Linked DNA regions of Homo sapiens: region 2 is linked to region 1. The links are chromatin contacts, found by Hi-C or POLR2A ChIA-PET in ENCODE. All regions are on one chromosome and are shown on one strand. The core of a region is the stretch at or near the end of the contact, and the rest is flanking DNA. Distances in the headings are between cores, read along the strand shown.

Region 1 (4,645 bases), core at 1,220-3,719:
GATCCAGCCGCCGCCGCGGCGGCAGCAGGAGCATCGCGGCCGCCGCGCGGCAGTGGCGATATTTAAAGGGGACGCAGCCTATCTCTCAGGAGTGGAGCGCAAATCGTCTCACCCAATGCGCATGCGCGAGGCGCGAGCGGCTTCTCCCGTCACAGTGGTTCCCACGGTTGTCTTAGAAACCAGTCTCCGAGGCTTGGCGAAGCAGGAGCCCTCCCTGGCGTGCTTGGGTTTCGGGGATCTGAGGCTCCGGCCTAACAACTTCACGGGGTCGACGGGAATGTCTCCAGATGCCAGGAGTCGCAAAGGGCCGACCACCATGAGGAAAGCCCAGCGGAGACGGGGGAAGCAGCACAGGAACCCAGCCTCAGGCCTGCCCGGATGGTGTTGGTTGGGGTGAGTCTCCCCAGAATTCGTGCCTCGGTCCGTGATCTCTAGGACAGTTCGGCCTGCATGCCCCTGGGCTGCTCTCTCGCCCGAGGGTCGTTCTCATCGAGAGCAGAACCCCATAGCCTCAGGGATTGCCTGGAGGTGTGTTTTTCAATGCCCTCCTCCTTTGAAAGAGCAGTGGCCTGCCCCACTTCTAAAAGCCCTGGGGCTCCGGTAAGCCGACAGGGCTTTACAGGACACCTGCAAAGAGGAACAGGAGCAAACCCGAGGCAGAGACCATGTGACTACGCGTGGCCCTGGCCTATCCCACAGCAGTTGGTGTTAACGTGTGTCACCGGAGGCATACGGGGCGACGGCGAAACAAAGGGTGTTGTCCAGGCGTGTGCCGGTGGAAGGGGAAAACAGGTGACATTTCCATCAATGCCAAGGAAAATCGAAAACACCTGGGACCCGAGGGGTGTGGGGGGGGCCTGTGACTGACCCAAGCCACGTTTTCGAATGCCTACCGGAGGAGCAAAGAGGTTTCTGCAAAATTCGCCCCAACCCCAACCCTCCAAGGCCCTGGCAGCCCTGACGCAACTTCGGCTGCACAGAGCCCCAGCCCCAGCCCCCAGCCCTAGACCAGTCCCTTTGTTTCCCTTACATTCGTTTCGGCCAGAAGATCAAGGGGTTCAGTCCACCCAGGAGCAGAGGAGAGGATGTCCCTCAAGAATGAGACAGGAAGTGCAGAGGAAATGCGACACCACCTGTCGTGGAAGACAAGGCCAGTCACGGTCGCCTAGCGCTCATTCTAGGTAATCCACCCACCCATGAGGGGAAACGTGGAGAAGACACCTGCCTGAGACACCTATGGAAGCCAAGTGTTCCCGGGCCATGAGACCTGCCCAATCAAGCAGAAACACATTTGGAGAGACAAACAATCACGACACGGGTCTCCAGGAAGTGTCTCCCTGACGGAGTGGGAAGTCATCTTAGTTGAAGGCATTTGGCCAGAGCGAGAGGCATCCAGGTCCCTGAGAAACAGGGGAGGCAGAGCAAGAGGGAGGACAGAGCAGAGGCCGGAGCCCAGGCAGGATACAGCACCTTGCCACCGTCACAGGCATAAGGGGTGGGGTTCCTAAAGGGTGGCTTGTGCAGGGAGGCCAGCGTTCCAGGGACAGGGATTGTTGCCATCTCTCATTCCTGGCTTCCTCTTGCTGACTGTATCGTGGTGTGGCTTCATTTCTCAGAGAAGAGCCGCGAAAAGACTCAAACATCTTCTCTGACGTGGGTCCGCTGATCTCCTGTGGGACAAAGAGCTCCTGTGGGGCTCTTGTCCTCATCTGCAGTGTGTTCCTCTTGATGCTAGAAAAGAGGACGCTCAGGATGGGGACGAGACAGCAATTGCTCCAAGACCGACGCATCTTCTCACGTGGGCCAGGCTTTCACGCAGCCAAAGCAGATCCGCGGGGGCGAAAACGATTGACAACCGGCCTCATGACCCAGGCAGAGACACAGAAAGAGGTTCAACAAAGACAGGCCGCCATGCAAGAGACAGCTCTGTGGTTCACAGGGCATATTCAGCCAAAGACACACAAGCACACGGGCACACACACACAAACCCACAGAGAGTGGGAAAGAAACACACAGAGACTGAGAGACAGAGAGAGAAGGGAGAATGGGAGACACACACACACACAAACAAAGGGTCATACAGCAGAGGCATTGAAACACACACCACCAGGCAACCCCTGAGGCTGCGGGGTTCTGCTGTCAACCAGAACGACCCTCGGGTGAAAGAGCAGCCCAGGGGCACGCAGGCCAACCGGTCCTCGAGATCACGGACGGCGGCACGACATTTGGGGAGACTCACTCCAACCAACACCGTCCGGGCAGGCCTGAGGCTGGGAGCCCCTGCTGCTTCCCCCGTCTCCGCCTGGGGGAGCCCACCACCTACCCACCCTCCATTCACCTCCCCTCCTTAAGGCTCACTAAGCTCTATTTACCTTTTGTAACTCCATCCCTCCGTAAGTACACAACTCTCCTAGCTGGTTTCCTAGAGGGCAGATACAGTGTTTCCAGTTGGCCCTCTGCAGATATCTATGAACAAGTCTCTCCCAGCCCCTACATATAAATATGTGTGTTCTAGACAGACGGGCCTAAGTCCCAATGTAAACACATCACAAGATAATTACACCTTATATGCATACAGATCTCTCTATAGAGTTATATTTGAAAGTGTCTATAACTCTAGAGAGAGATTGCAGCATGCACATATAGGACTGTAATTACTTATATGTATTTTTATAACTATGTAGTTATAAATAGATATGCCTATATATAGTGATAATAATATAGCAATATCTCCATAGCCATATATGGCTCTAAATGAATGCTCTAACTACTCTATTTCACAATCAATAAGTATATATCTTCTGATACATAATTCTAACAATATACGTTTTTATCTATATAGCTGTTCAGAGATATAAATCTGTCAGGATATCAAATGTACATAAAGCTGGATGGCTGTAAGAGAGTCGTATATTTTCCCATATATAAATCTGCTCCTATAACTACTGTATATGCACAAATACAATGGAAATAGTTATATTTCCCTCAAACATAAATCTGTAAATACAACCACAGCACATTTAGGTACGGTTAGACATAGAGCAATATTTCCTAGATATCAGTCTGTCAATAGAGCCACAGTGTCTCCAAACAGAGAGTTATAGAGGGAGTTATAAATAAACTCTCCAGATGTGAACGGATCAGTAGAACTAGATGTAAACATGACTCCAAGCCGTTCTTTCTTCTTCTTCTTCTTTGTAAGATATTCCTGAAGCAAGCCCAGTCATATAACAGGGTGCAAAGGTGTCTGGGTACTGGTATTTTTCCCCCCAAGGAGGGTCGGAAGTCGCTGGACTTTGGGAAACTGAGCAGGAGTGGGTAGGGGACAGTGCCCGCTCCCAACGCAATCCAGAAGCCCCTTCCGTCTGTCTCCTGGTGGCTGAGAGCTCGGGCAAGTGGAGAGGCCTAAGGGAGAAAAATGAAAAAGCAGAGTCTGGCTTGAGTCGTTTGGCCCTTCTGCCTAAAACCCTCTCAACAGGGAAGCCCCGACCAGGCGTCGGAGCGGAGAGAGCCCACGAGGCACAGAGGTTGGGAGAAAGGGTCTGCAGGCCGGGCTTCGGAGGCCTAGCGGAGTCGCCAGCCGGTGCCTGACCGCCCGGCGCCCCATCGCCCAGGGCCGCTGCCTCGCCGCAGGCCTGAACACAAAACCTGGGCCCTAGCCCTGCGCCCTGTGCTCAGCACTTCCACTGGTCTTATTTTATTGCTGTTTGTCCAATTAGGTATCGCAGCGTCCTCCACCAGGTGTTGTTTTCAAATGTGAGGGCACCCAGAGCTTTCTGAATGCGTGTCTGTGTGTGTGTGTGTGTGTGTGTGTGTGTGTGTGTGTGTGTGTGTGTGTGCTGGCTTTAAATAAGTGACTCAGTGGATAGTGTATTTCTCTTTTCAGACCAAATGTGTCACTGGCTACTGGAAAAGAATCCAGACCTCTGAAAGGGTTCGTGACAAATTTTTTAGAAGTTCTCACGCTCATTTGTTACGATGATTTTCTTTTCTTTTTTCTCTTTTAAAAAAGTTGGCTAATTTGTGCTTCTATATTCCTCTTTAATTTTATTTTTATTGGGGGTACAAATGTTTTTAAAGGAGGGATTTTGTTAGACCCGAAACTGTGGGGTGGCTTCCTCTCTAGCAAACTTATTATCTCTACGCCTGTGATTCCCATCACCGCCAAGAAAACAAACTAATTAAACGACCAGAAAACTGTACCTGGAGAAAATGAGGTAGAAGTTGCAGGATCCGGGACCGCGGTCTTTGCTTGCTTCATGAAAAATCGGCTAGTCTCCAAACTCGCGAAGGAATATTCAAGGTGCCTCAACTCCTCCTTTTAAATTTTTTAATAAAGAGCCTAGACAGGGAACTTTCCCTGGGCCTGCCAGAGCCCCAGCCTCGCTCTCCCAACTTCCCAGCGGCCATAAGTGTTTTTCTGCTTCCGTTCGGGCCCCCCGTCTTCCCGGGCATCTCTGAGCTCCTGCCGGATCAAGGCTGTGGTCATCACCTCATTCATCTCTGCCGCTTGGCCTGAGCCTGCACATTTGGCCTCATTCTTAAAACAGAGGCTCCTGGAGAGTCCCAAAAGCCACTAACCATTCCCATATGTGGGATCCCTTCTCTGATCACACAAAGCAGAAGCCTGAGAAAAAAAGCAATA
Region 2 (4,645 bases), core at 1,261-3,760, 1.2 Mb after region 1:
CTACTCGGGAGGCTGAGGCAGGAGAATCGCTTGAACCAGGGAGGCAGAGGTTGTGGTGAGCCGAGATTGCGCCATTGCACTCCAGCCTGAGCAAAAAGAGCAAAACTCAGTCTCACAACAAACAAAAAAACTATAGATCAGAATAACCACCTTTAGAACACTTTCGGTTATCAGTCAATATTTTTAGATAGAAGCTGGTAGTAAGCCTAAAGTGGGCTTAATTCTGCAGTAAACAACTGCCTCAACACATAGAAATCTTTTTTAAAATAGGCACTCTTGGCCGGGCGCGGTGGCTCATGCCTGTAATCCCAGCACTTTGGGAGGCCGAGGCGGGCGGATCACGAGGTCAGGAGATCGAGACCATCCTGGCTAACACGGTGAAACCCTGACTCTACTAAAAATACCAAAAATTAGCCGAGCGTGGTGGCGGGTGCGTGTAGTCCTAGCTACTCGGGAGGCTGAGGCAGGAGAATGGCGTGAACCCGGAAGCTGGAGGTTGCAGTGAGCCGAAATCGTGCCACTGCACTCCAGCCTGGGTGACATAGCAAGACTCCATCTCAAAAAAAAAAATAAAAAATAAATAAAATAAAATAAAATAGGCACTCTTGCGGGAGGTGGCAGCTCATGCCTATAATTGCAGAACTTTGGGAGGCCGAAGTGGGCAGATTGCTTGAGCCCAGGAGTTTGAGACCAGCCTGGGCAACATGCCGAAACCCCATCTCTACTAAAAACACAAAAAGTTAGCCGGGCGTGGTGGCACACACCTGTGGTCCCAGCTACTGGGGAGGCTGAGGTGGGAGAATCACCCAAGCCCAGAAGGTAGAGGCTGCAGTGAGCTGTGATCATGCCACTGCACTCCAGCCTGGGTGACAGAGTGAGACCCTGTCTCAAAATAATAATAATAATAATAATAATAATAGGCCCTCCTTGAAGTTTTTTGTTTGCACAGTCACACAGTGATGCTTAGATGTTCCAGTATCTAATATAGCCACAGTAGGCTGCAAGCAGTGGCTCATACCTGTAATCCCAACACTTTAGGAGGCTGAGGCAGGAGGATCACTTGAACCTAGGAGTTTGAGACCAGCCTGGCCAACATGGCAAAACCCCATGTCTAAGAAAATATATATTTTTAACTTTTTTAACAATATCAAAAATAAGAATCACATAAATAAACAGATTCTTCAAATTCTGAAAAGAGCCACAAAGCTTTATAAATTGTACAGGGGCATGAACTCGTAAGGTATTATAATTGCCTGGCACATAGTAGGCTCTCAATACATTTGCAAACTCCACACACACCTTACTTTCTTTTGCTTTATTTTTCTCTATTTATCTGCATTAACATGCTATGTAACACATAACTATACATTAACGTTTTACAAATTACAAATTTTTCTTGTTTTTTTTTTTTTTTTTTTTGAGACAGAGTCTCACTCTGTCGCCCAGGCTGGAGTGCAGTGGGCTCACTGCAACCTCCGCCTCCCAGGTTCAAGCCAGTCTCCTGCCTCAGCCTCCCAAGTAGCTGGGATTGTAGGCGCCCGCCACCACGCCCGGCTAATTTTTTATATTTTTAGTACAGACGGGGTTTCACCGTGTTAGCCAGGATGGTCTCGATCTCCTGACCTCGCAATCTGCCCACCTCGGCCTCCCAAAGTGCTGGGATTACAGGCGTGAGCCACCGCGCCTGGCCTTTTTTTTTTTTTTTTTTTTTTTTTTTTTCAGACGGAGTTTCGCTCTTGTTGCCCAGGCTGGAGTGCAATGGCTCAGTCTTGGCTCACTGCAACCTCCGCCTCCCGGGTTCAGGCGATTCTCCTGCCTCAGCCTCCCGAGTAGCTGGGATTACAGGTGCGTGCCACCACGCCCGGCTAATTGTTTGTATTTTTAGTGCAGACGGGGTTTCACCATATTGGTCAGGCTGGTCTCGAACTCGTGACGTCAGGTGATCCACCCGCCTCGGCCTCCTAGAGTGCTGGGATTACAGGCGTGAGCCACTGCGCCCAGCCCATTTTACAGACTTTTATTTTGTTCAGTTTCTTTATTGTCTTCCCAACGTCCCCCCACACACACTGCACTAAAATGCAAACTTCACGAAGGCAAGGAGGAACTTTTGCCTGTATTGTTCACCTCAGTGTCCCCAGAGCCTAGGTCAGTTGTTGGCATATTGAGGGACATTCAATAAATATTTAAGGAGTGAATAAACAATTGGATACCCAATAAATGCATGTATGAATAAACACATTCTTAGTTATTCGGAATATGAGGATTTGCGGAGAGTGGACAGCAGGGGATTGAGGAGACCGGCTGGGACTGGGAAATGGGCATTCGGGTCGCATGCCCACCGCAGTGGCCCAGAGCCCCTGTCCGGACCGCTAACAAGTTGCTTAGCAACCCGCCGCCCGGCCCTCGGCCACCGCTAGAGGGCGAGCGGGCGGGGAGACGTGCACGCGCGCGCGCGTGCGTGCAAGCGTGTGTGCGCGCGTGCGCGGCGCGGGCTTGGGAGGGAGCACGTCACTTCCTGTTGCCTTAGGGGAACGTGGCTTTCCCTGCAGAGCCGGTGTCTCCGCCTGCGTCCCTGCTGCAGCAACCGGAGCTGGAGTCGGATCCCGAACGCACCCTCGCCATGGACTCGGCCCTCAGCGATCCGCATAACGGCAGTGCCGAGGCAGGCGGCCCCACCAACAGCACTACGCGGCCGCCTTCCACGCCCGAGGGCATCGCGCTGGCCTACGGCAGCCTCCTGCTCATGGCGCTGCTGCCCATCTTCTTCGGCGCCCTGCGCTCCGTACGCTGCGCCCGCGGCAAGGTAGGGTCAGCGGGAAAACCGGGCACTTTCCACCCCCATACCGAACACGGCCGACATGGACCCTTCCTAGGCGGGACAGACACCTCTCCCCGGACACTGACTCTTCCCAGCCCTGATCACCACCGTTCCCTCTGTCTCGGGCCCACATTCCGGGGCTGGCATTTCCTACCCCGGGATCTGGGCACCGACCCCCGACCAGGGTATGATACCTTCCCCAATAGGAACTTGCTTCTGCTCCCGACCCGGACCCTGACACTTCCCTCCCTGTGCATCATGCCGCGGCTGGGAACGCTGTCAGCCCGTCCCCCACTGCGACTCGGGCACTGATTGTTCTGAGCCTGTTGGGCCCAGGCAGATCAGCCCCATCATGTATACCTGATGGATACTGGTCCTCACAACTTACTGAATGGTACAATTTCGTGTCATTCCCTGTTAGGAACCCTGCCTCAGCCCACCGCAGGGCCCTTTCTACCATCCAGACCCATCCCTAGACTCTGACTCCTGTCTCACTGGAATCTATGGCACCTTATGTGCTCACCTAGATCCCCCACACCTGGCCCTTGCCCCTGCCTCAAAAACAATGATCTCTTAGAGCCCAGTTTTTCACATCACTTTCTGGAACCATCCCAGTCAGCTGGCTCCTCAGAAGCTGGCATCTTGGTGCCTCTACTTTCCAACTAGGCATGGACGTCTTATTTTCCTGGTTTCCTCTCTTAACTACCATCCAACCTTGGACATGGCCTAGTCAAAACCTAGACCTTGTTCCTAACCTGTAACCCTTTTCCCACCCAGCCTTTGACCCTATCTCAAAGTAGCCCTTCTCCCCATACCCCCAAGACAATCCCCCCACCAAACTGGGCCTGTCTGCTGGGCCACTGTTGGCCCCTCTTGTGAGACTGGGCCAGACTCCATCCCTGGCCTTCCTCAACATCTGTCCTATTGGATAACTAGGAGGACTCCAGCACATTTCACCTTCTGCTTCTCCCTCCCCCTTCCCTGCCCCACTTCTTCCCTATATTAAGCCCTTTCTAGCCCGTTGTACCAATGACTTTTCACTTCCTGGCACCCTCTCCCTTCCTCCACAACCTCTTAATCTGCACCTTCCCGATGCTCCTCCCCCACCCAGACCTGAGGATGGACCTAAGTGGAAGTCTTGCCCAAAGAGGGCAGGCCCACAAAGCAGCTGCCACTTTTGAAACTGCTGAAGCTGAGGTTCTCAAAACACTACCCAACTTGAGCAGTAGCTGAGGCCTGCCATCTTCCTTCCCCAGGAGCAGAGAACTCACTACTGGCTCTGTATGCGATCAGATGCAAAGGAAAGTAGTTAGGCGGGGCTTAGGCTGAGAGACTCAAACATGACTCCATTTTCCTTTTTATTTGGCTTTTTCTAAGCTGAGTTCAGGTGATATTAAGCCTCTCTACTATGCCTGTCAGGTAGACACTTAGTGTAGAGAGCAGTTCTGAGATAACCCAGGACAGAGGAGGCGAAGGACAGCTGGCATAAGGCTAGGCAGCTTGATCTGAGCTGCTCTCCAAACTGAGTAATTCTCCCTGGCACCTTCTGTACATGGATCACTAATCTCTGCAGAAAACACCTTCCAGGCAACAGTATTTCCTGAACTTCCACCACTGTCAGGGGTAAGGGAGGATTGCTGCAAAGATGAGTAGGTCAGAGCCCTGTCACCAAGGAATTCGGGAGCGTAGGTGAAAGAATAATAACTAGATTGTGATTATACTACAAGCAATGCTACAAGGTTTAGGGAGAAAGATTGAGCACATCTGGGACAATGCAGGGAGGCTTTGTGCTAGAGGTAGGCCTGAGCCTTGACGTAGAGGTAGAAT

What was found. A loop is a pair of places that touch in the nucleus more often than their neighbours do. ChIA-PET counts read pairs that join two places held with the same protein, here RNA polymerase II (POLR2A). Pooled maps may share reads with other maps.
Region 2: a map of naive thymus-derived CD4-positive, alpha-beta T cell shows a loop between it and region 1 (12-fold over the local background). The contact joins the promoter of HM13 here to the promoter of LINC01597 in region 1. A Hi-C loop is called at or near these places in 1 of 168 maps with a recorded cell type or tissue (naive thymus-derived CD4-positive, alpha-beta T cell) and 5 of 50 pooled maps. POLR2A ChIA-PET finds 5 or more read pairs at or near these places in 1 of 52 experiments (B cell).

Annotation. Positions count from the first base shown.
Region 1 is chr20:30,284,068-30,288,712 of GRCh38, forward strand. It overlaps LINC01597 (long intergenic non-protein coding RNA 1597), which reads right to left and starts at 2,470. Exons shown (of 2, transcript NR_145432.2): 1 at 2,373-2,470. It overlaps LOC107985433 (putative uncharacterized protein LOC401522), which reads right to left. Exons shown (of 3, transcript NR_171672.1): 2 at 4,204-4,318; 3 at 2,961-3,405.
Region 2 is chr20:31,511,932-31,516,576 of GRCh38, forward strand. HM13 (histocompatibility minor 13) reads left to right here and starts at 2,511. Exons shown (of 13, transcript NM_178581.3): 1 at 2,511-2,803. The coding sequence starts at 2,621. RefSeq lists a silencer at 3,108-3,177.